Linked DNA regions of Mus musculus: regions 1, 3, 4, 5 and 6 are each linked to region 2. The links are chromatin loops, found by intact Hi-C in ENCODE. Cell type or tissue: heart. All regions are shown on one strand. Each heading gives the region's core, and the rest is flanking DNA. Links, peaks and the distances in the headings are about the cores only.

What was found. Peaks named below come from ENCODE experiments on the same cell type or tissue, not always from the same donor. Only the 100,000 strongest peaks of a DNase experiment are listed, where the experiment ranks them.
Region 1: it touches region 2 in a loop (7-fold over the local background); 11 of 42 quality-filtered maps call a loop at or near these places.
Region 3: a loop joins it to region 2, with 1.8 times the contacts of the local background. A loop is called at or near these places in 4 of 42 quality-filtered maps.
Region 4: a loop joins it to region 2, with 3 times the contacts of the local background. A loop is called at or near these places in 8 of 42 quality-filtered maps.
Region 5: it touches region 2 in a loop (4-fold over the local background); 3 of 42 quality-filtered maps call a loop at or near these places.
Region 6: a loop joins it to region 2, with 4 times the contacts of the local background. A loop is called at or near these places in 3 of 42 quality-filtered maps.

The regions. Positions count from the first base shown.
Region 1 is chr7:74,551,202-74,556,362 of GRCm38, reverse strand. Slco3a1 (solute carrier organic anion transporter family, member 3a1) reads left to right here and starts at 1,583. Exons shown (of 10, transcript NM_023908.2): 1 at 1,583-1,952. The coding sequence starts at 1,773. In heart, for the core only: CTCF peaks have their summits at 748 (motif pointing left), 1,203 (motif pointing left), 1,906 and 2,112; DNase peaks (open chromatin) are centred at 722, 1,512 and 2,082; H3K4me3 peaks cover 4,000 bases; H3K27ac peaks cover 2,788 bases; H3K27me3 peaks cover 139 bases.
Region 2 is chr7:74,421,959-74,427,119 of GRCm38, reverse strand. The region is part of intron 2 of Slco3a1 (solute carrier organic anion transporter family, member 3a1); the gene reads left to right. Among named protein-coding and RNA genes, the nearest start is that of Slco3a1, 130 kb to the left of the region's middle. In heart, for the core only: a CTCF peak has its summit at 2,433 (motif pointing left); DNase peaks (open chromatin) are centred at 2,419, 2,999 and 3,589; H3K27ac peaks cover 1,251 bases.
Region 3 is chr7:74,508,453-74,513,613 of GRCm38, reverse strand. All of the region lies in intron 1 of Slco3a1 (solute carrier organic anion transporter family, member 3a1), which reads left to right. Among named protein-coding and RNA genes, the nearest start is that of Slco3a1, 44 kb to the left of the region's middle. In heart, for the core only: no CTCF peak of the experiment used is centred there; a DNase peak (open chromatin) is centred at 2,713.
Region 4 is chr7:74,369,011-74,374,171 of GRCm38, reverse strand. The region is part of intron 2 of Slco3a1 (solute carrier organic anion transporter family, member 3a1); the gene reads left to right. Among named protein-coding and RNA genes, the nearest start is that of Slco3a1, 180 kb to the left of the region's middle. In heart, for the core only: CTCF peaks have their summits at 2,789 (motif pointing left) and 4,318 (motif pointing left); a DNase peak (open chromatin) is centred at 2,771; H3K27ac peaks cover 775 bases.
Region 5 is chr7:75,108,257-75,113,417 of GRCm38, reverse strand. No RefSeq gene overlaps it. Among named protein-coding and RNA genes, the nearest start is that of 4930533N22Rik, 81 kb to the right of the region's middle. In heart, for the core only: a CTCF peak has its summit at 2,582 (motif pointing right); no DNase peak of the experiment used is centred there; H3K27me3 peaks cover 285 bases.
Region 6 is chr7:74,860,896-74,866,056 of GRCm38, reverse strand. No RefSeq gene overlaps it. Among named protein-coding and RNA genes, the nearest start is that of 0610006L08Rik, 9.7 kb to the right of the region's middle. In heart, for the core only: no CTCF peak of the experiment used is centred there; a DNase peak (open chromatin) is centred at 3,016.

The sequences.
Region 1 (5,161 bases), core at 513-4,512, 130 kb before region 2:
TTACTTGCTCCTTCAGTTGGCATTCCGAAGACAGGGGGCTGAGCCTAGCTTCTTAGGGCTGCCAGGACACAGGCTTTGACCCTAACAACTCCAGGATACAATACCACTGGTAGAGAAGAACACTGTAGAGAGTGATGCCAGAGAGTAATTTAGGCCGAAGGTACCCCAGACAAGGGGAGGCACATTGAAAACCACACCAAGACTAGGTGAGGTCATGTCTGGAAGACAGATGGATGAAGCAATTTATATTTAAATGGTAAGGCAAACAACACACCCCCACTGTGCCACCGTCTATTCTTACTCAATTTCTCTGGAAGAAAGTAGAAATTATGGCCGGTGCTAATTGCTATGCACTATTGAATGTAAGCCTTGGCATTGGGATATAGGCCCTTGGGAAAGCAAGGAAAAGTTCTCCAAATAGGCTTTGGCTTCTCCATCACTAACGTGGACAACAATGCTAGGTATTTTCTGTTCGTATCCACTTTTCTCTTAGCTTCCAAACGCTGCTGCCTGAATCAGTACATCCTATCAGAGGCGCCTTGTGGACCAAAATCCTAGGGAATGCTGGGGAGCAAGGGGCGGAGGACTGATGACAATTGGCTCTGCTGCATGCTGACCTTCAGGCCAAGCCAGGGAGGGCCACAATAGTCAGGAGAGGGGTGGGGACACAGCAGGCTTGTGGCTCATCCCTTCCTGAACTCCAACCGCAGGCCGCTGGAGAACTAAACAAGGCCCTCTGCTGGGGTCCTTGTGATCTGCAGTTGCCTGTACTTGGAGGCTGGGGGAAGATGTGAGACTCCCTGAAGCTCTAACTTCCCTTCTCAGAGGTTCTGTTTCTTTCTCCCATTTTCGGGGAATGGGCGGTTTAGATATGTCCAGTAGCCACTGAATGCAGGAGCAGAGGCTGGCAAACCAAAGGAGCCAATGGCAGCTCCTATCTCGGCATCTTCCAGAGCCCCAGAGCACAACGTCTGTCCTTAGAAATCCCTAAACCAAGCCGAATACAGCTCCTGCGATACTCTCTTTATGAAAATTGCTTCTTCTCTCCGGCCTTAGCAGTCCGGTACCCGCACTAGAAGTAGGGTGCCTGGATACTCCCATCTCTGCACCTCATTGCTAGTCCTAGTACCACCCAGTTTCCGCCTTGGTGCCCTGGGCCCCACAATGCCTCCTAGTGGCCGGGTAGCACCTTCCTCGCTCAGCCTCCTACCCCACCAGGACTCCTGGATTTTGCAGTTTCGCTGGGTAGTTAGACCCCGCCGGCCTTGACCATCAGCAAGCCCTTAGTGCCCCAAGCAGGTCCCCTCGTGCCTCCCAGGGACGCACCCGCAGCCAGTAGCGGCGCAGCCCGGGGCTCAAGGCGGCGATCAGGCCCCGGCCCGGGCTTGGGGCGCTAGGGGTGAAGGCAAGCGAAGCCGGCGGGCCAGGGGAAGCCGGTGAAGGCAACGGCGAGAGTCCGAGAGAGGCTAGGCGGCGGCAGCAGCGGGCGACGCGAGGAGTCCCTGTGATTGGCACAGCCCGAGCCGGAGGAGGCGGCGAAGGGAGGGCGGAGGAGGAGGAGGAGGAGAAGGAGGAGGAGGAGGAAGGGAGCTAGCGCGGCGGCAGCGAGGAGCGGAGCCTTCAACCTCTCTAGCCGCGGCAGGACGGGGGCGGCCGCCGCGGGCCCGGGGCGGGGACAGTACGCAGCCTCGCGGCACGCACCCCCGCCCGGCAACGGCCACGACACCCGGGGCGAGCGGGAAAGCGGCGGCGGCGGCGGCGGCGGGGGAAGGATGCAGGGAAAGAAGCCGGGCGGCTCGTCGGGCGGCGGCCGGAGCGGCGAGCTGCAGGGGGACGAGGCGCAGAGGAACAAGAAGAAGAAAAAGAAGGTGTCCTGCTTCTCCAACATCAAGATCTTCCTGGTGTCTGAGTGCGCCTTGATGCTGGCGCAGGGTACGGTGGGCGCCTACCTGGTGAGTCCGGGTGCCAACTCTGCGGCGGACCCCCTTCCCTGCCGGCGCTTCTCGGGCTTGCCGCCTGGCACCGGGAAGGGGCCTCGCCGGCTCCGGGGGCAGGCGGGCATGACCTCGGCCCGGCACGGAGGTTGGCGACTGGTGCAGAGGCGGCCGCCGGGGGAGCTGCCGGCCGGAGCTCGGAGCGGGCGGGACCGTGGATGCCGGCAGCTCGCGCGCCGGGCAGGGGCTAGGGAAGGGGTGCCTGAAAGGAGATGCCGCAGGCAGGTGGGCATGAAACTGTTTCTTCTCCCCTCTTGAAAACGGAGCCATATGGCGAGTTCAGGGAGCCTCCTCAGAGACTGGAAGGCATCGCGGTTCAGGTGACCTGCACATGGGAGGAAAAGCCAGTTAGCATCCTGCGTCCTCTACTCTCCGTTTCATCCGCCCGGTGAACGAATCATTATGCATCTTTTTTCCCCCTGGCTCTTTCTCCATCCACCAATTGCTGGGGGAATTTAAAAGGCGCCCGAGTGTGGCCCTGAGCTCAGCGGTAACTGCAGGGGGACTAGTCCCACCCAGATCCCAATAGCCATCTTTCTGTGGAGGGATAAAGTTATAGTACCTGGAGAGCAGCTGCGAGTTTCTGTAGTTCTACCTTAATTCCCCATCATGGTCGCTCGCCCACACGGGGAGTGGATCATCTGTACAATATGTATTTGCTTTATTTGTCTCCAGAAAGGGATTATTGATGCCCAAAGGCCCATGGACACCTACTATGCCCAGGGAATCCACTTGTAAGGATTACCAAGTACCTACTTTGTCGCTTTCTTCTGTCTTGCTCAGGTGGTCCGCACTTGAGTTTCAGACAGTGCACTTCCAGACCTATTCTGTCTACCCAGGAAAAGATGTCTTCGAGTGGATAGTGTTAAATCATTACTTGGCTATTGACCTGAAACTGGAATCAAATGTCATAGATTTTAAGTGTTAGTGAGCACATTTGATGGAGATCGAATTGGACAAGATTTCAAAAGCGGTTGGATAACCACATCCAGAGATAGAGCTATGTGTATCCTGATGCTATCATGAATCCCTCATTCCTGGCCCAGGGTTAAAGTTAATGAGGGCCAGACGCTGAGTAGCCAGAACTCTCAACAGTTTCCCAAGGCTCCTACAGGCTAATAAGATGAAGGGACATAGCGCTTGGTTAAAGATAGTTATGTGGTGACTTGGAAGTGGGGGTGGGGCTCTACAGAGTCAATTCTGTTCCTGGGGTGACTGAACTGTAGAGCATTTGAGAAATCGTATGCATTTTTGTCACCCTTTCCCAGATAAACAGTTTTTAACTCCCCATTTCTGTCTTGTGTATAATATTGTCCCTGAACCCTGGGGCCAAAAGAACATTTGAGTATTCTGTTTTCCCAAACGTATTCCTTTTCTCTGTGGTTGTCATACTAAGCTGTAGACTGTGGCCTTTGCTTGGTGAGGATGATGATGTTTGGAGAAGCAGCTTTTTTAAAGAAGAGATTTGACTGTTAAAACACTTAGAAGTTACATGTGTCTCTAGAGGCAAATGCACATTCCTACTGATAAGTGTGACTCCGTACCGAAGCATATGCAAACTAAATTATATCTAAGCAGGTCTTCGTGTAAAAAGAGGCAGTTTATTCGATCAACAGCTGGCTCCTGTTTAACAGCTTCTTTGCCTTACACCAGGCTCCATTAAGGGTGTGGTATTCACATGTGGCAAAAACAGCAAGGCTGGACTTCATCATCCCAGGAATGATGAACATCTGAGATTAGGAGTTTGCACTTCTAGTGGCTTAGGGTTTTAGAAGGAAGTGAAGAAGAGCCTTAAGCAGAGGAGTAGCCTTTGTTCTTTTAGAAAGTTAAAAGGCTTCCATTGTGTCTGGCCTTGGGAGGTGAGGGGTCACCGTGCATCGCAGGACAAGGATAGGACAGGAGGCATTCTATCCACCAGCTGGTGGTATCTGGTCACTTCTGTCTGTCCGTGATGGAAAGTCTGATGCGTTGGGGGTGGGTACTGGGTAACGGGAGCCAACAGGTGCCCTGCAGAAAGCTGATGGGGGCCCAGAGAGAGAGGACAGGCTTAGGACATCGAATTAATTTTGATGACTAGCAGTGCAAAGAGAAGGTTCTCAGGGACCCTGCTCTGCCCTGTGCCACGGAGGGGAGGTCCCTTTACTCTAAGAACCACACAGGAAGAATGGTGGCTGAGGTGGATTGGCCCAATCAGCTTGCCACAGGTTTTGATCTTCTGGGTCTGTTTAGAGGCTTCCCATCCTCTGTCCTTTGGCAGGTAGGAAAAAGTTTTACTGTTCTTAAAGCCACAGGAGCCTATTCTGTGGATATTTGGGGAATTAAGTTATTATTGAGGGAGAGGCAGATTCCTTCCTTTTAAAATTCCACTGGGTCTGTTGCAGGACACCTGAGACCCTGTGTCTGCAGATGAACACAGGTGGTCCATGGGTAGATACCCGTCTTTTCAGTGGGAATCAGCATGCGCTGCTGGGAATGTATTTTCAGGTATCTGATGAAGGGCTGGCTATGGCTCATTGCCAACAGGGCTCCCTTTCTCAGCCAAGAGGATGACTGCACATATGACGCCAGGACCATTATTTCCTATTTGGTTTCACAAGTCTATGCAGCTACCGTGTGTGTGTGTGTGTGTGTGTGTGTGTGTGTGTGATCTCCTTGTGTGCCTTTTCATTTTTAAGTATTGGTGTCATTCCATCTTTGTCGTCCGTCCTGCAAAGACAGGTTTCTCATTGTCCTTAATGTGTCCTCAGCGACATTGGTCTATGTTTCCCAACTGCAGAAGTGAGGCAGGAAGTGGCTGGTGACTTGAGAAGCTGCTCTGAAAAGTAGGACTTCTGTGTGTGTGCACGTACATACGTGTGTGTGTGTGTGTGTGTGTGTGTGTGTGTGTGTGTGTTTGTGCTTGAGCACCCTGAGTGGGGATGGCAGTTAAAGAAGAGTAAGAGAGAGGGAGGGTTGGAGGGGAGAGGGGAAGAGGGAGGGAGGAAGGGAGGTAGGGAGAAAGAGAGAGACAGACAGAGAGAGAGAGAGAGACAGAGAGAGAGAGAGAGGTTGGTTTTTCTTAACCTGCCTGGGGAGGAAACTCAAAAGAGCTGTATATAACAAGGCACACTAGTCTGAGAATCTGCCACTTTTTACTTGGGTCCCAAGGTCTTTCCAGCAAGTGAAGA
Region 2 (5,161 bases), core at 671-4,670:
AACTTGGTCATCTGTTTACTGTCTTTCTCCTTTTACCATGGGGATGTCAGCTGTGTAATACAGGAGACTGGCTTTGCTCTCAGCAGTGTGCTGAGCTCCTGCAGTGTTGCTAGATGGGCTGGCTGAGATCAGGGCCTGATTGCTGCTCAGAGGGTTGGTCATCACCTGTAGATGCTGATGCGACCAGGATCTGTTACAAGCAACATCTGGGAATGTCATGAAATGTCTCAGTTAGTGTAACCTAGAACAGCTTAGCCTTCCAGCGTTCCCCAAGTTCAAAGGGGAAGCCTGTCAGAACTGAGGTAAGGTTCAAGGACTCATCATGATTTGGGTATGGATTGTAACCTTGGGATGGAGTGGAGGGAGACAGTACAGAGACTGAAGGAAGAGGAGAAAGGCAGAAGACAAATCCCTGAATAAGTGGGCCAGGAATGCCAGTAACACCTCATTGCTCAAGATAGGTGTCCTTTATTAGCAAGTGTCATTTATGGCAGGTACGCTGTGTACCAAGGACCAGTGTTTGTTCTTACTGCCTCGCACACATGATTGCTGTGCCTTCCTTTTGGGTTCACACCTTTGAGATTGGAACAGTTCTACCTTAACTAGGTATCTTACCCAAAGATATCAGTTTGGGTACCAGAAAAGAACAGGGTTTGCACTTTTTGCCTATTGGTGTCCTTGCAATGAAGCATGCGCAGAGGAAGTGTAGATCTCTAAGATTATTTCCTGTCCCTGATGTTCTAGTCTGGGAATATTATCACTTTAAAACCAAAGGACTGTCTGTGTCATTCTGGCTGTGACTTGATATAAAACACTAACAAAATCTATACGTAGAGTAGGCATGAGCTCTGAACAGTGGTACCAGAATTGGTTACCCATGGAGAGCATGTTGATGCAGTGAAATGCCTTATCTAGCTAGTATTCTTTCTGTTCTTTGACTGCTTCTCTCAGGCTTAGGGGGTACTTGAAGGTTGCATTCCAGTCTCAGTATACTCACAGGGTGCTAGAGAGAGTGCTAACTTGTTACAGAGAAGTGGCCAAACAACTTTTCTGTAGTTTATGAGGAAGAAAGTATCACCTATCCAGTGTAAAAGTTCAAGTGCAGTTGCAGTTTATCCTTCAAAGCTGCTATAAACCTTCCACTGGAGACCCTAGCTCCCCTGATCCTCCAAGAAATAGTGACCTGGAAGACCTGGGAATGTGGCTTCATGAGAAAGAGGAATTTAAGCCTTAGCTTGACTGGAGGAAGAAAGGGAGGTTGTGGATAGGTGGATGAGACATTATATTGCAGACTTTGAAGCCAGATGATAGAGTAACCACTGCAATGGGGCAAGGCACGGCTGTTCTTAACATAGATGGGAATGAATTTTACACTTTGATTCCTTGAATGTATCCATGTTCTGAGCGGCTGGTGTTGGCATTCCCATTTCACACATAGTAATGTGCAAGCTCATAGATCCTGTAGATGGTACTGAGTCAAGTGGCAAAAACTCCTGTTGAAAAATGTGTTCCTTTTTCTCTCATAGTTCTACACTGAACATGGCCTTGTACTTTGGGCCAGTCACTGAGTTAACTGTTGTAGTGACCGGGCCTCAGACCTTGTGGCCTTTGAGGACAGAGACCCTGATGTGATGGGAAGCCAAATGCTGTGCTGTGTCTCTGTATTCTGATTTGATGATGGGATCATTTCATAGGGAACTGTTCATGACAGAGGCATGTCCAGCTAAGCCCTGTGCTGGGTTACACTCCTCTGCCTAGGATGGACATTATTAAGATTATTATAAATGATCCTTTTTTTTTCAATTATATAGAAAAAAGTCAGTCACAGTCAAAAAGTTTCACTTTGTTGAAACCCCGCTAGGAGGGAGACCTTTCCTAAAGTTATGCAGTCTGAAGGACATGTAGAGGGGCTTATGCAAGTAGCACTGTTGGGACAAAGCTTATGCCTGCATCATGCATCTGCCGCACATAACTCTGTAGCATTGGACAAGACACGGAGTCTCTCCAGATATTAATTTCTCAGTTACTCAAATGACAATGGGACAGTGTTCTCTTAAACAGGTTACAGGGAAGTTGCAGGGATTCAGGGAGGTATTGTATATACAAGGTTGAACATTCGTAGTACACATTTGGCAAAAACAGATGAATCCCCTGTATTAGTTATTCTTGCGCTGCTATGACCACCATACCTGACTGAAGAAACAACTTCAGAGAAGAGAGACTTATTCTGGCCCAGTGTTTCAGAGAGTTTCAGCCCATATCAGCCAGAAACCAGGGAACCACATCTCAGTACATGCAGGTGTGCAGAGACTCTTCAGAGCCTGGTAGACCAGGAGACTGAGAGATTAGTAGGAGCCAAGGGCCTGGTAGAACCGCATCTCCAAGTAGGCCCTGCCTCCTAAAGTTCCACAGTCTAGCAGAATAGCTCCACCAACTGGCCACCATGCACTCAAACTGGAGTTAGTGGGGATGTTTCAGATTCAAGCTACACTAATTCCCTTGCCTGCCCACTTCCCCTCTTCATCCTCTTGGTAACTAGTGCAGCACAACCTTGCTTCTAGGGAGCGAGTCTGAGAGGCCCCACTGTCGCTGTTTCAGCCTGAAACTTCTGCATAAGCTCATTTGTCTAAACCATGGCAGAGGAGAAATACATGAAAAAAAAAAAAAGTACATTTTTTTGTTCACCCTCCTCCAAGGAAAATGAGAAGCCAGGCCAGGCTATTCCCCTAGGTCTGCACAGTTCACTGAGCTGCTCGGGGCAACTGACCACCTGCTGCCTCTTTTTAATATCATAGGAGTCGAAGCCAAATACCTGGGCAGGGACTTGAAGCAAAGGTAGAATAAAGCAAGTGCTGGAAGGAAACCCAGCCCTCCGGGGAGGGCTGTGAGATCAAGAATGGTCTGCGATTAGGGTTTCTTTTCAAGCCTGTACTTTAAATTACAGTCATAATTTATTGCTATTATGAGCACTGAACTATGCTTGCCCTGGGCTCTGTAAACATGGGAAATCAGCCAGGCCTGGTAGCAGCAGTGTGCCAATAGCTAAGAAAGGGGCCTCGGGGCTCGAGAGCCATGAGAGAGTGCAGACCTACCCCCTGCCTTCTGCCACAGAAAACCTACCTTGTCCTCTCCAGTGTGTGCTCACTATGATACTTCCCCTCCAGAAACCACATTCATTCAAATTGCTGAGTTCCTCCTGTGCCAGGTTGTGTCGGGGAGGCAGAAAGGAAAATGGGAGCTTTCAGGACACTGTGCTACTTCATGAGGGAATAAGGCTGGGGGTTTTCAGACCCCAGGCATTCTGGGAATTCAGTTAATTGGTGAATGGAAGAATAAGAGAAAGATGGAGGACTGGAGGACCAGGCCCAGAACTAATGTAAAGAAAGCCAATCTGGCTATGAGGACTGACCCCTCCCTCACGGGGGGAGGGGTGGTGGTAAGTTCCAGTGTCCTGTTTGTAGTCTTCCCCGAGTCTGGTGCATTCTAATGTGGTTCCATTGTCTAAGCAGGTATGGCAGATGGAAGACTTGGGCAGTGGTAGTTATCTCTGTAGCAGAAGAGTGGAGTGGAGTGGGCATTGGGTGAGTTTCAACATCTCTGTGCTGGGGCCATAGTGTACTATTCTGAGGTATGTGGAACTGGCTGTCCAAGAAAAGAAATGTGGCATGAAGCTTGCTTTGGAAGATAAGGGAGCTGTTTGTCCTTTGGGTGTCTGTTACATTCCCCTTCTCAAATTCAAGGCTAGCAGAAGAAAGCGGAAGTGGCAACTTTGTGTCCAGGATATGGGAAAGGGGCCTTTGTACTAAATAGCCATGTATTTGAGTGCTGGGAAGAGAAATGCCAGTATGAGGTGTATGGATTGTCTCAGGGATACTTGAGAAGAGGGGGAAACAAATCCTCAGTGTATGACTTTCCTCTTGATGCAGGGACACCCCAAAGACAGATGGGAGAATGCACACAGACTTTCAATAATGAGCTATGTAGAGACAGGGAGGGCATCCAAGGGGGAAGCAAAAGACAGCACATGTAGAAAGCCAGATTGGAGATGCGGGGGGGGATTGAGATTGCAAACAAAAGAAACATTAACTGGAGATGGTGGCATGGGTTGTGGCTTCGGTAGTGCCAGGGGACAGAGAGGGACAGACTGAAGAAGATATGCATGAAAGCCAAAAGGAGGAGTCCTGGATGGAAGCCAGGGACTTATTAGATTTTAACAGCTTTTCCAGTAAGTACCTTTGTGTCCTTGACTAAGTCACCTGGAGGTCCCAGGTGAGGGGCTGCTGCCATCACTTCTTCTCTACTGTCTATATAGCATCTTAGTGGCACAGTGGGGACCCTGGTGGTGACTTACAGCTGTGATCTGGGTTATATCTACCTCAACTTGTGCTACCTCAGCCTGGTAACTTCCAGAACTCAGTGCCTCCTTATCCTGTCCCCAGCCTGGCCCATGCACATGCCTCGCAGGGCTTGCTCTTAGAGTCAGCAGCAGCTGCAGGTGGCCATCACATGTCTGGATACTTCCCTTCTGCAAGAATGGTCAGTTCTAAAGTTCCCAGCTCAGGTTAATTCACTCTCCTTAAGTCAGGTAAGTCAGGAGACATGAAACAGAAAGAGGACCGCTGTGTCTCAGGCCTCCAGGAGAGGGGCATTCTAGGTCACCTGTGGGCTCTGTTTGACTGCATGGACGCAGTGGGAAGATCTCAGCAAGCTCTCAAAGAGATCACTTTACCACGGTGCCTGCCCGATGAGCCTGGGGACTGATAGTGACATGACTGTGGCATGGGGGGATACTGCTGTCGCCTCGTTCATTGACGCTAGACCTAGAACAAGCCACCAGTGGAGTTGGCCCTCCTCCCCCTCTTCCCAGGAGGCTATATTTAGAGCTCTCTAACTGAACTGAGCTGCCACTGTGAACCGTGTATCTTAATGAGGACCATGTGCGTCATTAACAAGGCAGGTGCGTGCAGCCAGCGAGGATGCTTTCACTCCATACCTTGGTGGGTGTGAGCTGGTGGCTGAAGCTTCAGCTCCACACGCGTGGCATTGCTCACTGCATCTCTTCCGTGCACGCAGAAGTGCAGGCATCTATGGGAGTAAGAATTTGCATTTCCTGAAGTCAGACAGTTACTAGAATTGTTACAGTCAGAGCCTGGACCCTGGC
Region 3 (5,161 bases), core at 396-4,395, 87 kb before region 2:
TAGATACATACACACAACCTTTTGTATTGCACACATGGTAACTTTTACAGTGCTCTTTGTTTTTTATACTTTATTTATTTACTGGGGGCACACATGCCACAGAATGTATATAGCAGCCAGAGAACCACTTGCTGGAGTCTACTCTTTCCTTCAACCATGTCCATCCTGGGGATCAGAGTTAGGTCTGCGGGCTTGGCTGCTGGCTCCTTTATCTACTGAGCCATCTGTTTAACACTACTTCAGAGTCCATATTTGAATCTCTGTAGGTGTTTTCCCCCTTCTGCCTGAAGGGACTACTCTCATATTCCTTGTAAGAAAGGTCCAGCATTGAATTCTGTCTTTATAATTTTTTGTTTGTTTTGTCTTGTTTTGTCTTGTTTTGTTTTGAGACACAGTTTTTTCTGTATAGCCTTGGCTGTCCTGGAGCTCACTCTGTAGATGAGGCTGGCCTCTGACTAGTACATCCTGCCTGCCTCTGCCTCCCAAGTGCTGGGATTAGAAGTGTGAACCACTGCCACTGGACTCACACTCTTTTTTTTTTTAATGTGGGTTCTGGGGATTAAATTTAGGATCCTCAGTTTGGTGTGTCAAACACTGTATTGGGTAAGCTATTTCCATAGCCCAAATGGGGGTTTTTCAATGGACACAGTGGTATTCTGGGACTCTGAGGCATGCAGAGAGGCTGACTCTACACAAGACAGCTCTACCTGAGCATCCTGTGTTGAAATGAATGGTTAGTGTGAGCCTTATTCCAAGATCTCTTGGAGGCTTATGCCTGTCCCCTATATCTGAAAGCCAGGGAACTGAGTTTCTCCTGTTCTCCAATAAAACAGAGCAGCCACCATACCAATTCTGAGTTCAAACGGTGCTCTAGGTTGAGGTGTGCAAGGCTCAATACCAATTGTTTTAAGACTTGGCCTAATGCCTACATATCTGCCAATAATTTCACAGCTTGGGCATAGAGTGCAGAGAGCTCTGTTGATTGAGGGTAGTGGGGACCTGAAACCTGTTTATCTAAGCTAGAAGGAAGAGCTATTGGGGTTGGTGGAGGGGTCATGATGTGATTTACATATTGGAAGTAATTATCTTTAGTGGTAGTTTTATTTTATTTTAGCTTGAGTGGGAGGATCATAAACTATTGCACATGCTCTTAGAGCTAATTAATTGGACATAAAATTCAAAGAGTATAAGGAATCATAAAAATCAGTTGCCTCTGTTGTGGTTTAGGGCTGTTTAGGGGGTGGCAGGGAGAGAAAAAGACGAGAGGACCCACAGTATAAGGGAGAGGGAGAAATGGTCCAAGAAAGATGCAGATCATGGAGTAGAGGAAAGAAAAGGAGGAGGTAGAGATAGGTTCTTAGAGGAGAGGCCAGTGATGTCTTTGTAAGGCAGAGCAGGCAGAGACTGATACTGTTATTCAAGGTGATCATAAAAGTGCTATGCCAGGCTATGTAAGAACAGAATCCAAAGAGTGCCACCGTGAGTGAGGGGCCCGGGAGAACTGTGGTGGCTCAGGGTCCTGCAGTGGGGTTGGGGGCGGGGCCATGCTGAAGACCAGGCCAACCTGTGGTCACAGTGCCTACTGGGCTCCAGGGCTTTTGTTCAACAGGGGGGATCATTGTTCACAAAAAGACTAAAAATGGAGTCTTGAGGCTTGTCTTGCCCAGACTGACCAAGTCAATATGAAGCTCTTAAAATCTCACTTATGTCCCTATATAAGAAGACATATTTAATGGGGGTATGGTGGTACAGACTAATCTCAGCCTTCAGGAGGCAGAGGTTTGACAACAAGAGCGTTTCAAAGGAGAAAAGACATACCCTTGGCATGACAGATAAGAGATTAAATTTACCTTGAGATCATTCTCATGGGCTTTAAAAAAAAAATAAAGTTTGGTTAGAACACTTCTGATAATAACAGGAATGCTTGGTAAACTTGTTACCATTGATGTGCTTGCAAATGCCTGGGGCCACAGTGTCTCAAAAGCTTCTCTGTTTAATTCGTTCTCTGCCTTTTAAGCAAGACTGATTTGAAAATTATGCCCAGTTATCCCGTGAGCCCAATTTGTGCTCAATCATTGCAGCAGACATAAAGCAGCCTCGCCAAATGTCTCCTTCACCTGGCCCAGTTGTGGATCATGTGGTTGGAGCAAGAGCAAGAGGCAGGGACACTGATGTCCTGGGCCACCTGGCTGTGCAGACCTCACAAGTGAGTGTGTTTTGCACCAAACTTCCCACCACAAGGAATGGCTGTTTGGATGAGAGACAGAATAGCACACTGGACTTCCTTCAGCTAAGATCAGGGTTATAGTTTTATCACAGAAACTAAATACTGGCTGCGGAGAGCAGAGAATAGTCCTTTTAGTTCAGAAAGAGATGTCCTTGGAAGGATGGATAAGAGAGTTACTTTACAAATCGCTTGCATGGGTTTAAAAATAAATATTAAACAAACCTCCAAACCTTCACAAAATGGAATTGAAGTGTCTAGAAATGATTTTTTGGCATTTGTAACTAGAGTGTTACATACATTTATTATGAGTGAGAAGTTTTTATTATCAGCTAAAGATATAATGTGTAGAGTCAAGATTTGGGCAGTCAATAAAGGGGTATAGACCAAATCTGTCCCTCTGCCTGTTTTGTTGAGTAAAGTTTTACTGGAACTCAGCCATGTCCACTTGTGTACAGGTTTCCATGGATGCTGTGTTGGGCTACAGTGGCAGATGCCAGTGTTACTATGGTGACCACATGGCCTGGGAGTCTAAAATATTTACTGTCTCACTCTTTTCAGAGTAAGTGTGTCAAATTCTTTCCAGGAATCCCTGAGAGAGGCAGCCACATTACTTTGTCCTTGACCATACCGAGGTTGACACCTCTTGTGCTGTTGTTAGTATCTGCTTGCTGATGTGGGCCCTCCCTTGACCCCATGATTCCAGGATTTTGAATCTGAGTCTGGTGTCACCTCCACACTGATGTCCTTTCTTAATGACTTATCAGCAGTAAGCCAGTGGATATCGTTTCTTACCAAGACAATTTGAGTAGCTGATCAGGCAGTCTCCCCCATTCCATACTGTGTAGAATGCTATGCTATTTCTAAAGGATAACTTCTGCTCAAGAGCGTCCATTCCCCCATTGACCTCAAACCCAGATCCATAGTAGTGTTGCCTTCAAGGCTGCTTTATCTCTGATGACTCCACTCAGTACCCTGAGTCATGTGCTATTTCCTCTTGCTCCAAGCCAGCCAGAACTCTCCACCTGGTATATTTTCTTTGTGTCACTGATCTTTGCTGTTGAAATAGTGCAGCAACTCCTACCACTTCATGTCTTTATTAATTAATTAATTAATTAATTAATTAATTTTATGTATGTGAGTACACTGTCGTGCTCTTCAGAGACACCAGAAGAGGGCATCGGATCCCATTACAGATGGTTGTGAGCCACCATGGTTGTGGTTGTGGATGGTTGTGGTTGCTGGAAATTGAACTCAGGACTCTGGAAGAGCTGTCAGTACTCTTAACTTCTGAGCCATCTCTCCAGTCCCTACTTTATGTCTTTTAGAATCTAGTTCACTCTTGTGTCTTGGGTCAACTACCGGTGTTGTCAGTCCCTTGATTGTTCTGCCTCTCTCTTGTGGTGCTGTAGCCTCTGCTGTCACTAAATGGTATTGTTCTGCCATGGATGGATTGTCTCTTAATCACAGTCATGCTTCCGGAATTGCCCACACAGCAGGCACTGGGGGTTGTGGAATCAGATTAAATTGAAGAAAGCACACAGATCATGTAGGCCAGTGTTGAGAATAGTTGGTTGATATATATACCTACTGAGTGCTGGCTACAGGGCCCCAGTGGCACTCACAAGAACATGCTCTGTTATACCCATTGCTAAGGCTTGGAAATAGACTCTGTCAGATGGTCTTGATGAACAAAACTTCAATCAAGGCTAGATTGGAGTCAGGCATGATGGTAGAGGCCCATGATCCTAAGGATGATGAGGATCTCAAGTTTATAGCCAGCTTGGGCTACAGAGTGACTTCATGGTCAGCCTGGGATAGATATATCCATCTCCTGACAAGACCTAGTACCTTCAGATCAGGAGTTTCATACTGACTTCAAGGTTCTCCCACTACAAAGAATAGATGAGGTTGCAGTGCCCTAAGCACACATATATCAAAGGTATACATACAACACCTCTACCTTGGGTGTTAGAATCATCACCTTTGTGACACAGGCCTAGGGAGCAGGCACTGTTATTTGCACAGAGCTCCCCAGGTGATTGCAGTTGCCAGTGCCAGCCCCACCACCCAAACCAGACAGAAAATATGGGCTTGTCTCTTAGAAGATTGTAATCTTCCACCACAGTCCTGAGAACCTGGAATCCTCCTGAAGAGTACATGGTAACTTCCCCTGGGCCACTTCTTTAGAGAGCAGGGGAGGATTCAGACATGTTTGCCCGTAGGCCACCCTATCCTACAGTACTGATATCAATGTGGATCCAAGTCCTCCCTTTGGGCACACATGTATGTGTATGTGCACATGTATACAAGTGCATCTGTGCATGTGTGCATGTGTGTGTGTATAGGGGGTGGATGCCAGGGATCAAATCTTTCTCAGGTATACTTCCTCACAAGCCATCTCTCTTGCTTTTTTGAGGTACCTCACTGGGACCTGGGACTCACTACATAGTCTAGACTTGCTAGCCAGGGAACTCAGGGCTGCTACCTTCCCAGCACTGACTTTGTACATGATTGTTGGAGATTGAGCTTGAGTTCTCATGCTTGTTGAGCAAGAACTTCACTGAGTCTTTGCTCCACCCTGGGAACTGTTATTAATAAGAGTTCATGAGATTCTGAAATGTAGCTTTCTCCCTTCCTCCTTCTTGTCCTCTCTAACTCTTTCCCTTCCTTCTCCCTCCCCCTCCCTCCCTCCCTTCCTCCCTCCCTCCCTTCCTCCCTCCCTCCCTTCCTCCCTCCCTCCCTCCCTCCTTCCTTCTTCTCTTCCACTTAGTTAATGCAGCAGAAGCCTGGAAGATCCTGCACACTTCTCACACTAACTTCATTTCCACTTGGCCCAGAGTAAGGGCTCTTCCTCCTCTCTTTCCCTTCTGGAATCCCTGTCCCTTTGTCTCTGTCTCTAATTATCCAGCTGTTTCCTTTATCCCCCACCCCATT
Region 4 (5,161 bases), core at 716-4,715, 53 kb after region 2:
AGTCATGGCAACAGGACCCATTCCCTCCAAGGGAGAACTTTCTATACACATTGGATTTAGATAAGTTCAGGCATTCTTGATTTGTGGATGCTTCCAGAATGTCTCTTTTTCTCCTTCTGTCTCTTCTTTGATTCTATATGAAGGATTCTTGGATCCTAGGGCTGAATGGGTTAACCCATGATAATCTGACCTTCAGATTCCTAACATGATTATACATGAAAAGATATCAGCTCCTTCAGCTGTATCCATTCATTCAACTCCTTCTCCCCACCCCCTGCTTGGGAGCCTCAGCTTCAAGGATTCCTGTATGAAACTCAAGCTTTGAAGGGGAGGTTTGGGAGGCTTCGAATTGAAGTCCTAGGCTAGGAAATGGGCCAGGGCAAGTGAGAGTGGTGAGCTTGGGTACGACAGTATGGCATTTATGTCTAAGAAAAATAAAATGTTGTCTGTGCCACTCTATGTGTGTGAGAGAGGTTGAAATAAGATCAACAAACCTAGAACATAATCAAGGCTCTTTGTTCCAGGTTTAACTGAATGTCTGGGAACCAAGTCACCCCTGGCTGAGAGCCATTGCTCTAGACTTTAAGAATTTCATTGTAGGCAACCTGTTGAACACCAAAGCTTTCTAGCCATTCTTCTTCTTAAAATCAAAAATAACAAGAGGCTGTGATTGCTGCCTGCCTGGACTTTGAGATGGGAGGCACCCACAAACCCACAGAGTCCTGTATGAGAGCCAGACAGTTTTGTACAACCAGCTCCCCGCTTCCTGTCTCCAAGCAGAGTCTGACGTGGTTTTTTAACGTAAGGAGGCTTGTATGGGAATTCCCACTCCTGTTATGTTCCCAGGTGGGCCCTGGAGACACCTGCCCACTGTCAAGGGAACATTGTGTGGTCCAAAGGTCTGCCAGGTGTCCTGTGCAGCCAACTTCCTGACCCATGGCCTCCCCTAGAACATGCCTGGTAGTGAGGCATTCAGTAGCCTTTGGACACTCTATTCACGTGTATCCAAAGTGTCTGGTCATCTGCCTTGTCGTAACTAGATCAAGCATCTAATTTTGGGTTGTGCAGAGAAACCCAGAGTTCTTGTTCCCCGTGATGGCATTTTGGCCATGTCTCCTGCCCATTCTTTTGAAGGCTGAACCTTCTGTCCCTTCACTTGGTGCATGCATGTCTTCTATAGCCCTCTCTCTCCTAAGTCCTTGTCCAGAGGATAAGCCATTGTGGCAATGGCCCTATCTCAGTGACATATGGCTTTTCATGTGAGATCAAGGGGCCCACTCCTTGCCCCAACTCTGTCAATGCATCAAAATTGCATTGGAGTTCGGGATAACTGCTTCTCTGACTGGGTTGTATTCCAAGACTGTTGTCTAATGAAACCCTCCCTACCTGGAAGCTCTAGTGCCCCATACTTTCACCAGCCTGTCCGCAAAAGGCCTGCATGTACACGGTGGGTACACCACAACTCTCCTGTCCATGGATTTAGCCGATTATTCATCCTAGATCTGTGCTCTGTCTTCAAGTGATCATGTTGGATAGATGTGTCTCATGGCATACATAGAGAAAGCAGGATAGGAGAGAGCTACCAGGCATGTCACAGAACCCCATTCTGCTTGGCCACCACCACCACCCCCACACACACACACACCTGCTTTGCCTGTTCAACATGCTTCAGCTAGCTCTTCTTTGACCCTATGCATCTTTCCTCTCCTAAGCGCTGAGCAAGCGGTTTGTCCAGTCTGTACTTGCCTCCCCACTCAATGTGTTTATGGCTTTCTGCCGCTCTAATCAGCCTCTGACCCTATCAGAAAACCACAGAGGAAATGAAGTCGGTCTGGCTTGACTTTCTCTTGCTGAACTCTGTCTACACCTGACAGCAACAGCTCCCTGCTCACAGAACACATAAATCCAGGGTTTAATAACCCATCCTAGGATTTCGCCAGGCTTCAAAAATCACCCAGTCTGTCATGTCAGCAAACAGCCTTGTCCTTCTTGGTGATAAATCAGGGTGAAATTAGCATTTCACACACGCCATGACTCTCTGCCACAGTTTTTCAAACAAAACGCCTGGCATCTCGGCACTGCTGTAGGTGGGGTTGGGAAGGTTCGAGATCACAGCTGCTCCCTACAGTTGGCTCACCTGGCTGTCACCTCTCCAGTCTGCTTCTTTCCATTGGGGCCTGGAGACATCAGCCCTGCTTCCTAGCCAGGAGGAATTTCTGCAGCTGCAGCTTAGCCCCTGTTGCTTATTAATGCTTCTGGGTGCAGAGTTGTTCTGATGGTGGGATTCCTGCCTCAGCACGGAGCTGGAGCAGTCTCACCCTGCAGTGTGCACTCAGCAGAATGTTGACCTCTGCCCCAGCTCCTGCTCCTGTTCCTGCCTGGCCTGGCATCTCCAGCCTACTTTTAGAGAATATACCCAGAATTTATAGATACACTAGGTCATTCTGAGCGTTGATTATGAATTATCAACACCCTGAGGGTTTTTAAAGAGGAGGGTTTGAGTTGCTAACTTTTCCAAAGGCTGATCTAGATAAGTGCTGACTGCAAGGTTAGAGCCGGTTGGGGTAAGGACCTCTCTTCCTGCCTTAGGCATTTGATGAAGACATTCACTAATAACTGCAGATATCCAAGCAGTTATTATAATAATAATCACCCAAGCCTTGGTGACCTCTAGGCTGCAGGCCACCTTCCTAGGAGCTGGTAACCCTCCAGCCTTGCCATGGAGAGCATGCTCCACATCAGAGAGGGGACAGTCTCTGTCATATGAAGGCTTCTGGTTCCCTCTAGTGACGACTTCAGATACCTGCTCTTTGCCACTATTCCCAAGGAGATGCTGAGGTGGATTAGATGGGCAAGCCTGTCCCAAGTGGAACCCCTGTTCAGTCTCCCTCGTGACATGGGGTCTCAACAACAGTTGGGCTGTGGTCAAAGCCTCATTTTCAGAGCCCTACAGAGAGACTGTTCCCTTAAGAACTTACTAGAAGAATGTCTGTGGGTCAAGCCATTCTGCCACCCTTTCCCCTTGCCTGCAGGCTGGTCCCCAAATGTTCCTGTGTCACAGTCTTCATGTATGTCTCGGTGCTATTGTGGGGATTAAACAGTATTCAAAGCCCTGACACCCAGAAAGCATTTACTGAGGATCAGTTTGGATGCTGAATTACTGCTGCCTGCTGAGGGTTAAACTGAGGTAGCCGTGGGCTTCTGCTCCCTACGGTGAAGACAGCCTCGGGTCACCCTGTCCCAACTGTGTGAACATGTAAGCATGAGAGTGACTGAATAAGGAGTACTTATCCGGTCTTCAGTTTTACCTGTAGGAGTCCTTCCCACTAGGGTGGAACCTGATCTCTGACACTGAGTTCTGCGGACTTCCAAGGACCTGAGCTGGCCCTTGCAGCAATATGAAGCTTGGTGGACTCCACCACAGTACTGTGTAGCATGCCATCTCCCAAAGACTATGGAGAAAACTCATGGCGGCGTCTTAAGTACATTGAAAATGCACAGAGAGACAGGCATCGGCAGATGGGACCACTCCAGCAGGTAACGCTCCTAGAGAAATTGCCACCTTGGGTGGGAAAGCCGCTTTTCTGGAGCTTAGGAAGTTCACCTAGGCTCTAAGACATATGACATATGACATTCTAAGACATAATACTATAAACTTAAATTATAGACATTTACTTATACAGTCCTGGTGGTTGAATTCCAACATGGAGGTATAGGCAAGGGTGGAGACTGAGTCCCCTTTCCTTGCCTTGCAGATGGTCCATGTATTCACACAATCTTTCTTTTATGCGTGTGGCCTTGGTGTCGTTCTGTGTGTCCAAATCTCCTCTTATATGCAAAGTAATCAGGATGGAGAACCCATCATCCGAACCTTGTTTAATTGCCCCTTTTAAGGGCTTGTCTCCAAATAGAGTCATATTTTGAGGTGTATTCAAGTGTGGAACCCAAGGGCTCTGGGAGAGGGCCATGACATGCTCTCACCTTTGTGGAGGAAAGTCATTTGACTCAATCTCCTCGACACAGGTTCATGGAGGCCAGTCATCTAAGGGGCATGTGGTCTTACTGTCATGAAAGGTAGGGGGAATGAGAGAAGTTTTTCTTTGCTGGGTTGGAAAACCTATGTAGACAGCAGTAACAGCTTAGCATTGACATACAGCTTATAGCCAACGCATCAATATGCAGATGTGGGCAGAAGCAGCCCAGCTTCTATCAAGATAAGCTTGGATCACTGCTTTGCTTCACTGACTACTGCTAAGACTACTTATTGGCCTTGCCACTAAATGGCCCACTTTAGGTCTTTCTGTCTCTCAGTTGCCCCCTTCTGGAGGCTGCGGGTATGGACAATGGGAAACCAAAGGGGACCTCAGTGCCTCTACAAACAAAAGCTCTGTGAAGGTGACTGAAGTCACACACAGGACTCCATGCCCTTCTTGTTTGTGTATTAGGATGGGCTTCCCTCGTATAGGACTTCATGGTTCCGTCCTCTGCCCCACCAGTGGCATCTTCTTGCATCACCAGGCAATGCATTGGCATCATTCCGGGTTTAAGGATAGCCCAAGGGCTCTAGGATAGAGACAGAGCATGTTCCGAGCGTTGTGAAGGAGAGTTCTTTGACTCAAGCTCTTTGGTACACGCATCACATCCAGGTACCCAGAGGCTGGCCAGTCAGCCAAGAGGCCTGTGATCTCACAAACATGAAAGCTGGAGGGAAGGAAAGAAGTCTCTCTCTGCTGGGTTGAAAAGCCAAGTAGTCAGAAGCAGCTACAACGTATAGCAGCAACGTATAGCAGCAGCAGATCCTCCCCACCCTGGAGAGCCCTGACCACATAGGATGACGTTCATTTGCTTGCATCGCTTTCCATAACGTGTGGCTTCCTACCTCCCCCACCTCACCACCGCTCCAGGCTCCCTGGCAATCAACTGGTATTTTAGCAAATAAGCATTGGCTCCTTGCCCAAGGCTAGTGGCCGGCTCTGTTGCTCTTATGGAAAAGATAATTTAGAAAAGATAATTTAAACAAGACCACCACCTAGGGTATCTGCCTTCCCTGTGTCTCTGATTGTTAAGATGTTCTCCAAATAAGAAATTTTGGTCTTGTATCCAGACAGACCATAAGCAGAACTCTGAAGACACCACTGACTGACCAACTGTGTGGCAAAGG
Region 5 (5,161 bases), core at 623-4,622, 690 kb before region 2:
TGATGTTCTTGACAAAGACAGAAAGATTTCTCCTTTAGAGATAAGGCAGGATAGGGCAACTTCCTCCATGCAGACCTCACGGGACATAGTTTACAGATGCCTCCCCCAACCTCCCGTTCTTGCTCTTGTGTATGTACCTGATCCTATAAGCATTTTCCCCAAGTTAAAATGCTGGGCTACTATGGGTAGCTTTGTCATCTTTGGACCTAGCCCCAGAAACATTTGCAAATCAATCACACAGCACCTTTGAATTCAAGCAAGCTTAAAGCACATTTTGTTTAATTTGCAGAGGCATGGCGAAGAATTTATAAGCCTGGCTCTTGTGCGGCAGGGAGGCTTCCCCAAAGATTAATGACAGAATGAAACACAGACTAGAGCTGTCCCCAGATGCTAAATGGAAGAATGAAAGTTGTTAGTTATTGTAAGTTATGGGTCGGGCAGGGATTTATTTAGCAGACCCATCCTATAACCTCTGCAAGGTTCAGTTCATGAATAGAGAGTGAAGACTCTCTCTGTCACCTCACCTTAAATATGCTTCAGCTGACCACGCACCTTTGGGACCATGGGCTTAAGATGATTTAAAAATTAGAGGTCATAAAGACATATTGAGATGTCTCCTGCAGTGAATGCGGCCACCATGCTTGATAATTTCCTGTAGGTAGGGAGGTTTACTGAATCCCAGTTACTGTCCTTCAGAGGAACAAGAGAACGAGGCTTTCAAATAAGACAGCCCCGGCCTTCACTTGTGATGTATGTGAGCCTTCGCTCAGATTTCTTCAGATCAGCACTTGTGGTAATTTCAGCACAGTCTGAACATAAATGGCATTTTATTATAGCGAAAGGAAAAAAAAAGATTAGTGTAGAGTTAAATAGGTTGAGTTAGCCACCTGGCAATGTATACATATGCATGTGCTTAGCCAGGGAAAGAGGTGCATGCTGAGAAATGAGTGTTAGGCAGTTCTGAAGTTGTGCAAACAATAGAGTGTGTGCACATACAAGCAAAACTAGGTATAGAGTTACCAGGCAACCTAATCTTAGGGGACTGTCATTGTCTCTGTAGTTCATCGTCATGTAGATTTATAGATCTATAGGTCTATAGATCAGAGAATGTTGCACCATACATACGTGTAACTTGGACTTGTCAGCCTAAAAGTAAATAAATAAAATGGCCTACCAAGAGCATCATATCACAAAAGAATGGTTTTCAAATGAATAGAAAACAAACTGTTAAGCAATTGTCAAATGGATGGGAAAGGAGTCACATTGGTTAAAGTCCTCCCAAAGCATTGCCAATTTTTACTTATCCACAGAGTCCTGAAGTGGGAGCGCTTCCGTTAGAATGCATGGGACGTGTTTACTGGCACTGTTCTGATGGTTTTCAGAAGGTTCCCTTTAAAAACAACCTGTGTTCTTCACTTTGAACAGTGGAAATATAACATTGTTATAGCTCATGATTGTCAAAGCATTTTGGTAGTGTGTTGCTCAGCTGTGACTAGTGAGCCAGAGAAAGCATGTTGCATACGGAACTCTGACTGTGTGCGTGCCCATCCTGGGTGATGAATAGATGGCTTGAAAGGAAGCTCAACATTTAAAAATTATATTGTGGGAAACACAATGTAGATACTTATGACATACAGAAACAGGAAAAATGTCTCATATAATACACACACATACTAGACAGAGAGAGACATACAATTTTTTGTCTAATATACATGCTAAGTATGTACATATACATGTTTTTTAAAGCCTAATTTATTTATTGAATCTGAGCTATTTTAACATAGGCGTGAGACAGGAAAAGATACTTTAAAGACTGAAATATTTATCAGATACCTTATGCAAATTTCTCATTTTCTTTATTTTAAATGGGTCAAAGAGTAACATGGAAGGTAAGTACACTTTAAGCGTCAAGAGTGGAGCTATTTCAGGTTATTTTTCTATGCAAAATCATGGCCCAGATGAATCCTGGAGCTCTGCAATCTTAGTAGACTAGAAATGTCCCCATGTGTTGTTCTTGGTGGGGTAAACAGAACAAGGTACCAGAAAGGGCCCTGGAAGTTTGATGGTTTATCATTTATAGTAACGCATGGTTGTGATCTTTTGCCTTCTCCTCCTTCCAAAGTCATGTCCTAAGTTTGCAAAGTTTTGGGCTCTACAGAGAAGATCTGAAGGGCTAACAGATTTTATTCTTTGGTGGGAGATAGTGCCAGTGTTTGAGAAAGGAGAAAGTATATTCGTACGACTGCCTTCGTCCGTTGTGTGGTTCTATAGCAGAATTTTGCTGACAGTTAATGTGTAATGAGAAGAGATATCTATGGCTCATGGTTTGGGTGGTTGTAAAGTTTCAGCAGCATGGTGCTCAGGTCATCTTAGCTGGTATGGAAGGCCTTCCGTATTTCAGCAAGCACGGAAGCACAGTGTGAATGGGATGATTGGAAGCTTCAGAGGCACCATGAGTCAACTCCACTGAGGTAACCTTCCTGGCAGTGTTTCCAAAGAGAAGCTACCTGCCAAGGCTGCTGAAGCACGCGGCTAATTAAAAACTTAAGTCTAAGGCTGTTTTATTCCGATACAAACACTAGAGGGCAGAAGCTACCTGGACCATGCAAGACAGTCTTTACTCGGAGGTTGGTTAGCTTTGTCACCCAGTCCCTATCCAGCAGAAGAAGACAGCCTTGGGGAAATGTTTATTTCCCATCACTCTATTCTTTAGGATATCTGTGAATGTGAAGACGATTCCAAAAGACATTTTCTGAAGGAATTCCTTCAGACTCCTTGTCTGCTCAGATCTGAAATAAGGAAATTTCTCTGGAGGAATTGTAGATCAGTAACCATTTGTTAAACATTTGTGTGGACCTGCCCTGCACCATAGTATACAGCTGAGTTTGAACCTAGGCTTATTTCACCAGCTTTTTACTGTTTCCTGACATTGGTTAATTTCTTATAACAAAACCCTTTGGGTATCCCTGGAAATTCATGAGAATAATGTGTTTAAGCAAGAAGACCTCCCCTCAAAGCCTGAACTCTTACACATATGGGAGGAGGCTCTTGACATAGCTCTATTTAAAAACCAGATAGCCACTGACCTAGCTGATGGTCATCGTAATGGCCATCATCATGGGACATTTTTCCTCCCACAGCTGAGCTGATTCATGAAAAGGTAATATCATAGACCAGAAGAAGTTCCTCTTGGGAGCCCCAGCACAGTCTCTTGGGTGTGAGTGTACTTATATCATCTAGAGAAAGGTTTTGAGGTCTAGGACTAGTTACTTGATCCCAGTTGCTTTATATTTAACATAGAAAAGCTTTAAACAAAGAGTCTGGAACATGACCACAAGTTTGAATTTCTAGGGTGAGAACAATGCCCACCCAGGAATGGATACCAACCAGAGCACAGGCAAAGAAGATTGGATGCAAGAAAGTGCGCATAAGACTTGTGTGGTTCTTCCCCACGTTCTCCTCTATAAGTTCCAGTGTCTTTGGTTTTATGTGGCATTCCTTGATCCACTTAGACTTGATCTTTGTACATGGAGATAAGAATAGATCAATTTGCATTCTTCTACATGCTGACCACCAGTTGAACCAGCACCATTTGTTGAAAATGCTGTCTTTTTTTCCACTGGATGGTTTTAGCTCCTTTGTCAAAGATCAAGTGACCATATGTATGTGGGTTCATTTCTGGGTCTTCAATTCTATTCCATTGATCTACCTGTCTGTCATTGTATCAGTACCAGGCAGGTTTTATCATAATTGCTCTGTAGTGCAGCTTTGAGGTCAGGGATGGTGATTCTACCAGAGGTTCTTTTATTGTTGAGAATAGTTTTTGCTATCCTAGGTTTTTTGTTATTCCAGATGAATTTGCAAATTGCCCTTTCTAACTTGGTGAAGAATTGAGTTGGAATTTTGATGGGGGTTCCATTGAACCTATAGATTGCTTTCGGCAAGATAGCCATTTTTTACTATACTAATCCTGCCAATCCATGAACATGGGAGAACTTTCCATCTTCTGAGATCTTCTTCGATTTGTTTTTTCAGAGACTTAAAGTTCCTGTCATACAGATCTCTCACTTGCTTGGTTAGAGTCACACCAAGGTATTTTATATCATGGACACAGGAAAAATTCCTGAACAGGACACCAGTGGATTGTGCTGTAAGACCAAGAATTGACAAATGGGACCTCATAAAATTGCAAAGCTTCTATAAGACAAAGGGCACTGTCAATAAGACAAAAAGGCAACCAACAGATTGGGAAAAGATCTTTACCAATCATAAATCAGATAGGGGGCTAATATCCAATATATATAAAGAACTCAAGAGGTTAGACTCCAGAAAACCAAATAACCCTATTAAAAATGAGTTACAGAGCTAAACAAAGAATTCTCAACTGAGGAATACCGAATGGCTGAGAAGCACCTGAAAAAAATGTTCAACATCCTTAATCATCAGGGAAATACAAATCAAAACGACCCTGAGATTCCACCTCACACCAGTCAGAATGGCTAAGATAAAAATCTAAGGTGACAGCAGATGCTGGCGAGGATGTGGAGAAAGAGGAACACTCCTTCATTGCTGGTGGGATTGCAAGATGGTACAACCACTCTGGAAATCAGTCTGGTGGTTCCTTAGAAAACTGGACATAGTACTACTGGAAGATCCAGCAATACCACTCCTGGGCGTATACCCAGAAGATGCTCCAACATGTAATAAGGACACATGCTCCACTATGTTCATAGCAGCCTTATTTATAATAGCCAGAAGCTGGAAAGAACCAAGATGTACCTCAACAAAGGAATGGGTACAGAAAACGTGGTACATTTACAGCATAGAGTACTACACAACTATTAAAAGTAATGAATTTATGAAATTCTTAGGCAAATAGATGGATCTGAAGGATATCATCCTGAGTGAGGTAACCCAATCATAAAAGAACACACATGGTACGAACTCACTGATAAGTGGAAATTTCTGAGCCCAGAAGCTTGGAATATCCAAGATACAATTTGCAAAACACATGAAACTCAAGAAGAAGGAAGACCAAAGTGTGGATACTTCGTTCCTCCTTAGAAGGGGGAACAAAATACCCAAGGAAGGAGTTAAAGAGACAAAGTGTGGAGCAGAGACTGAAGGAATGACCATCCAGAGACTGCCCTACCTGGGGATC
Region 6 (5,161 bases), core at 645-4,644, 440 kb before region 2:
TGTGAAAAGGCATTTCTAAGTGAATTTAAGGCTTATTCAACAAGAGCAACATCATGTCTGGTACTGGAGACTTAGCCAACTATGTGGGGCTGGTGAAGTCATGGATCTTTGAGGGAAACCTACAATGCCCACTTTATTAACCCAATGTAATTATTATTTATGGTTAGAAATAATTAATTAATTATAAAGATAAATTAAATATTTATTTTTATATCTACAGATAAGTATAGCTCTTACTCCCCAGCTTAATTTTGACCTTGCTCTCTTCATCTCTAAAGCATGTGTAATTTCTTCTTTATAAAAAAGCTGTCTTTTGGCTGAAAATGTAGCTGAGGAAGGCTTAGTAGCTGCACTGTTAACTGAAGGCCTCAGACTTCCTCCATTCTTATCTGCTATGCAAAAAGCCAAGAGTTCAATCTCTAGCACTCCCAAAATCTGACATTAAGGTACCCAACTGCAATTCCTTCACTTAGGAAGTAGAGCCTAGAAGATAAGGAGTTAACAAGCCATCCACACCAACACAGTGAATTTGAGGCTAGGCTTGGCTATGTGGGATTCTGTGTTGAAACAAAATCACACCCTGGATATTGAAACATTCTGAAAACACACACACACACAAAAATACGGCTGCAAAATAAATGAAAAAATATTAGGACAAAGAAAATATGATATTCATTTATTTTATTATGTTACCACTATGTAGCCCTACCTGCCCTGCAACTTGTTAGGAAAAGTATTGGTTCAGAAACCCTTTAACCAAATTCTCAACACAAAGGCTACCTGCTTGCAGAGGAAGATAGGGCAAAGAGTAATAGACAGAGACAGCAGATAGGGCATGAGGGAGAAGGGAAGAGAACAAAGGAAAGGGGTTGGGGGTTCTGTCCTGGAGGGAAAAAGACTACCTCTGGATAGAGGAGACAGATGTGGCACATAAGAAAATGGCAGTTTATACAAGTACAAGGGGATAATTTTTGTTAGGATGAGGTGTTTAATTTTAATTTGGCATATTAAGTAGGACAGCCAAAGGGGGCTTTTGATTGCTAGACATCAACACTTTGGTAGCTGAACCTTGGTAGTGAACCTCGGGAAAAGGAAGTGGCCAAATAAGGAAATAGACCTTGGTAGCAAGCTTTAGGAGTGTAATCTAATGGGTTTTAGCAAGGCAGAGGGAATGAGGGAGAGGCAAAAGGCCTGCCAGAGCCATGGTCAACATGCTAGAGCTGGCCAGAGTCCTTTCATGACTCCCTATTTTGGCTAAGCTGGACTGGACCTCACAGAGATCTGCATGCCACTGAGGACTGATACACGGATGTGTGCCACTATACCCGGCCTGATACCTTATTTGTAAAATAGAACAAAAGTGTGTGAAGACTGCCATAAAAGACTTAAGTAAAATACTCTGTTTTTCTTTAAAAGTTTGTCATGTAGTGGTAAAGGTGTACTTAACATAAGTTTGCTAGTTAAACAGAAGCCTGTTGTTGAACATTTGAGAACTTTCTTTATTAGATATTTTCTTCATTTACATTTCAAATGCTATCCCCATTCCAATTTCCTCTCCAAATATTCCCTATACCCTCTCCCGCCCTTCTCCCCAACTCACCCACTCCTGCTTCCTGGCCCTGGCATTCCCCTGTAGTGGGGTATATAATCTTCAGAAGACCTCTCCTCCCATTGATGGCTGACTAGGCCATCCTCTGCTACATATGTAACTAGAGACACGAGCTCTGGGGGTACTGGTTAGTTCATATTGTTGTTCTTCCTATAGGGTTGCAGACCCCTTTAGCTCCTTGGGTAATTTCTCTAGCTCCTTCATTGGGTGTTAAACGATTAGTAGCGCGAACTTAACCAAGATCAGAGAATATACAGCATTGGAAACAGCAAAGACCATAAGCCAGGCCTTGCTCTCCCTGCCTCAAAAGCTGTCTGTTTGAACAACCGCTCAGTACTTTTGTCTCCCCTGCCTTTGTGTGCTGCATTTGGGGTTAAGTCTTTTCTAAAATAGCAAAAATTTACTTATGTCCAGGGCAAAATGTGAACGTAGCAAAGATTTTAAAAGAGTAAATGAATCTAAACTAAACCAAAATGTGACCAAGCTATCTCCAAATGGCTCCCAAACTCCTATAAGGGACCTGGGTGTGGCTTTCTTTCATCCTTGTTATATGGCTACTGGATAAGGAGTGGTGTTTGTGGGAGGTAATTAGGTCATTAAGGCCAGGTACTGATGAAAAAGATTTTTAAAAGACTACTGAGAGAGGCTCTTTGGCCCTTTTGCCATATGAAGACTCTTCGAGAAGCTGATTACTGTGAAAAAGAACAAAATAAGCAAACAAAACAATGAAACAGCTCTCCCTAGCACCTTGACCTCATAACCTCTACAAATTTCAGAAATAAAAGATTTATAGTATATATGCAACCCAGTCTGTGGTCCTTTGGTATAGCACCTGAATACACCAAGATCCTTGCTAATGCCTTGAACCTTGAATGGGCAATGAGTTTAGAGAGGGCATGGAACCCCTTTACTGTTGTCAGGGTGCTACTGCTTGCTTGGTTCTGCATTGCTCGCTGTAGCATGGGAGTGGACGCAGTGTAAATAAAATACAGCTGGGTGTGCTGGGCACAGTGGACTTGGTGTACTTTATGGAAGAATTCTTATTGAAAAGAGAGATTTCCTTTGGTCACAGGTAGTGAGTTCCCTAGTATCTCATGTGACTTTAAGTTTCTATTTAGTTACTTTCACTCCATAAACCTAACTCCAAGAAGGAAAAATAAACACTTGATTTGAGAAAATCCGCAAGAGATAAGTGATCTCCACAGCCTTTGCATGGAGGATACACAAGAAGTTGAACCCCCTATCTCCTACGTTAGCATCTAAGAGCCACACAAAGGTCACACTCCATTCCTGTCACCCCCACCCCCCACCCCCAGTCTGCATGTACATGGTTATTCTTGGCAGGGGCACAGCACACATGCTCCTTGGAACATGAAAAGAGAGACACGCTCCACAAAATGTTCTATCCATCTGCCACTGTGGTGACATTGATATTGTCAAGAGCACATGGCAGATGTGGTCAGAGCTCTGGCAGGAGGTGAGCCCAGGTCTGAAACAGGATACCCAGGGCCACCAGTGAGTAATATGAGGAGGCCAGATAAAACAGGGAGCCTCCAATCTGATGTCCCGGAGGAGCACACACAGAGCTTTCTTCTTTTAGTCTGTTGCCCGCCTAGTCTGCTGAGTCATGGTCCTAACTTCTGTTATTGGAAAAGGAGAGCCTATATCAAATTATCCTGCACTGAGAGAGACACAGCAGCCCAGTGTGTCTGGGAAATCTCCTTCTGTTTGGCTTATTGAAATTAAGGATTGAAAAGATCTACTGTTTCCTCTCACCATCCTTTGGTGGTTGATATAAAACAGATTCTTAAACCAAATGCTTGTTTCTTCTACCATGTGATTCCAATTAAAATAGCTAAGAAAATGATCTCTAACCTTATTTGGAATCATCAGAGAATGGAAGTAATGGTTGTATCAAATCAACCAACAGATAGTGTGAATAGGCCTTGGGTGAAATACTTCCTAGTTCATTTCTTAGAAGCCCTCCATCCTTTGCTAAGTCACTGGATCTGGTAATGTATAAATCACTGATTTGAGTAAATTAAGGGAGGTTAAACAGTAATAGTAAAATACTGTTTATTGATCATCTGCACTAAGTCTGATATTATGCTATGTACATCACATTCATTATCATTCATTTCTACTACCTGAAGCATAGTTATTACTCTCCCATTTTATAGTGAGATCTGCAGACTTGGAGAAGTTAGCTAGCTTGGAAATATAAACCACCACCCTTTACTGGTTCCTTAGGCCCAGAATTCTTCAAAACTTTGCTTTCAATTCTGTCCCAGGATGCCTACAATAACACCTGCATCAAGAACTCTTGACCAATCACCACAATGTTATTTTCAAAGACAAATCTGCATTTTAAAATAATCTGCATTTATTTATTTGTTTGTTTGTTTAATATACATGAATACTCTTTTTTCATGCATGCCAGAAGAGAGAATCAGATCCCAAGAGAAATGGTTATGGTTGCTGGGAATCAAGCACAGGATCTCTGAAAGAGCAGCCAGTGGTCTTAACCACTAAGCCATCTCGTCAGCCCCCCAAATCTGCATTTTTAATAAATGAGAGGCGTGGAAACAGGAATTCCTAAAAAAAAGGAGTGCTCTGAGAACTGCCCCATCCAACTGAGAGTGTCATGAAGGAGACCACTTGACCTTGGTAGCACAGGAGCCCCCTCCCCGCCCCCACTGAAAAGGCTTGAAAGAGTTAGGAGATGGTCTTTAAGTCTGTGGCACTAAACAAACTATAGAATGCTACCTTGTAATTCTGGCCACTCTTGTGCAACAGTGTGCCTCTCTGTATGCAGTACTCTTACAGAGGCATAGACTTATAGCCATGTCCTGTTGAAAGGACACGCCAGCAAAGCACCTTGCTTATTCACCTCATCAGAGAGAATGCACTTCAAACATTAGTTCCATTCTTTTTCGTGAGCACACAGTGAACAACAGCAAATTCTTCATGTACAATCTTTGCAACACACAGGCTATTACACAATGGCTATCATTATGTAATTCATAAAAATTGATTTGTTGAGACATTAATCCAATTCAGCAGGCTCCTGAACAATATTCGGCTGATGATGGGCTCTGCTTTTTTTTTTTTTTTTCACCATCAAAGGAACACAGCAATGCTGCACATTTATTAGGCTCTTTTCCCTCCATACACTGAAGGTTAATCGTAGTAAGTTTGAAGGCTCTGTTTCCTTCATTCCTTTCAACTTTCTGAATTATTACCTTCACCTTAGAGGTTTAAATCAACCTGTATCAATTGGCATTACAGCCTAAATTCCGTTTGAGCTTTTGGAATGCATGAGGTTGTTTTGTTTTGTTTCAGAATCAATGTTGAATTTGACCCTGACATAAGATAAAAAGAGTTCCTTCCCTGGGAAAGACTGGTCAAGAGACTTCAAAAAGTCAAACATCTTAAAATTTAAATTGTATAAATTAATTTACTAGAAAAATGCATCTATGAAGTGCTTTTCTAGCATCGGAATAGTCTCAAGAGCTCTTATACATATAATTTTCATTTACGTGAAATACCAGT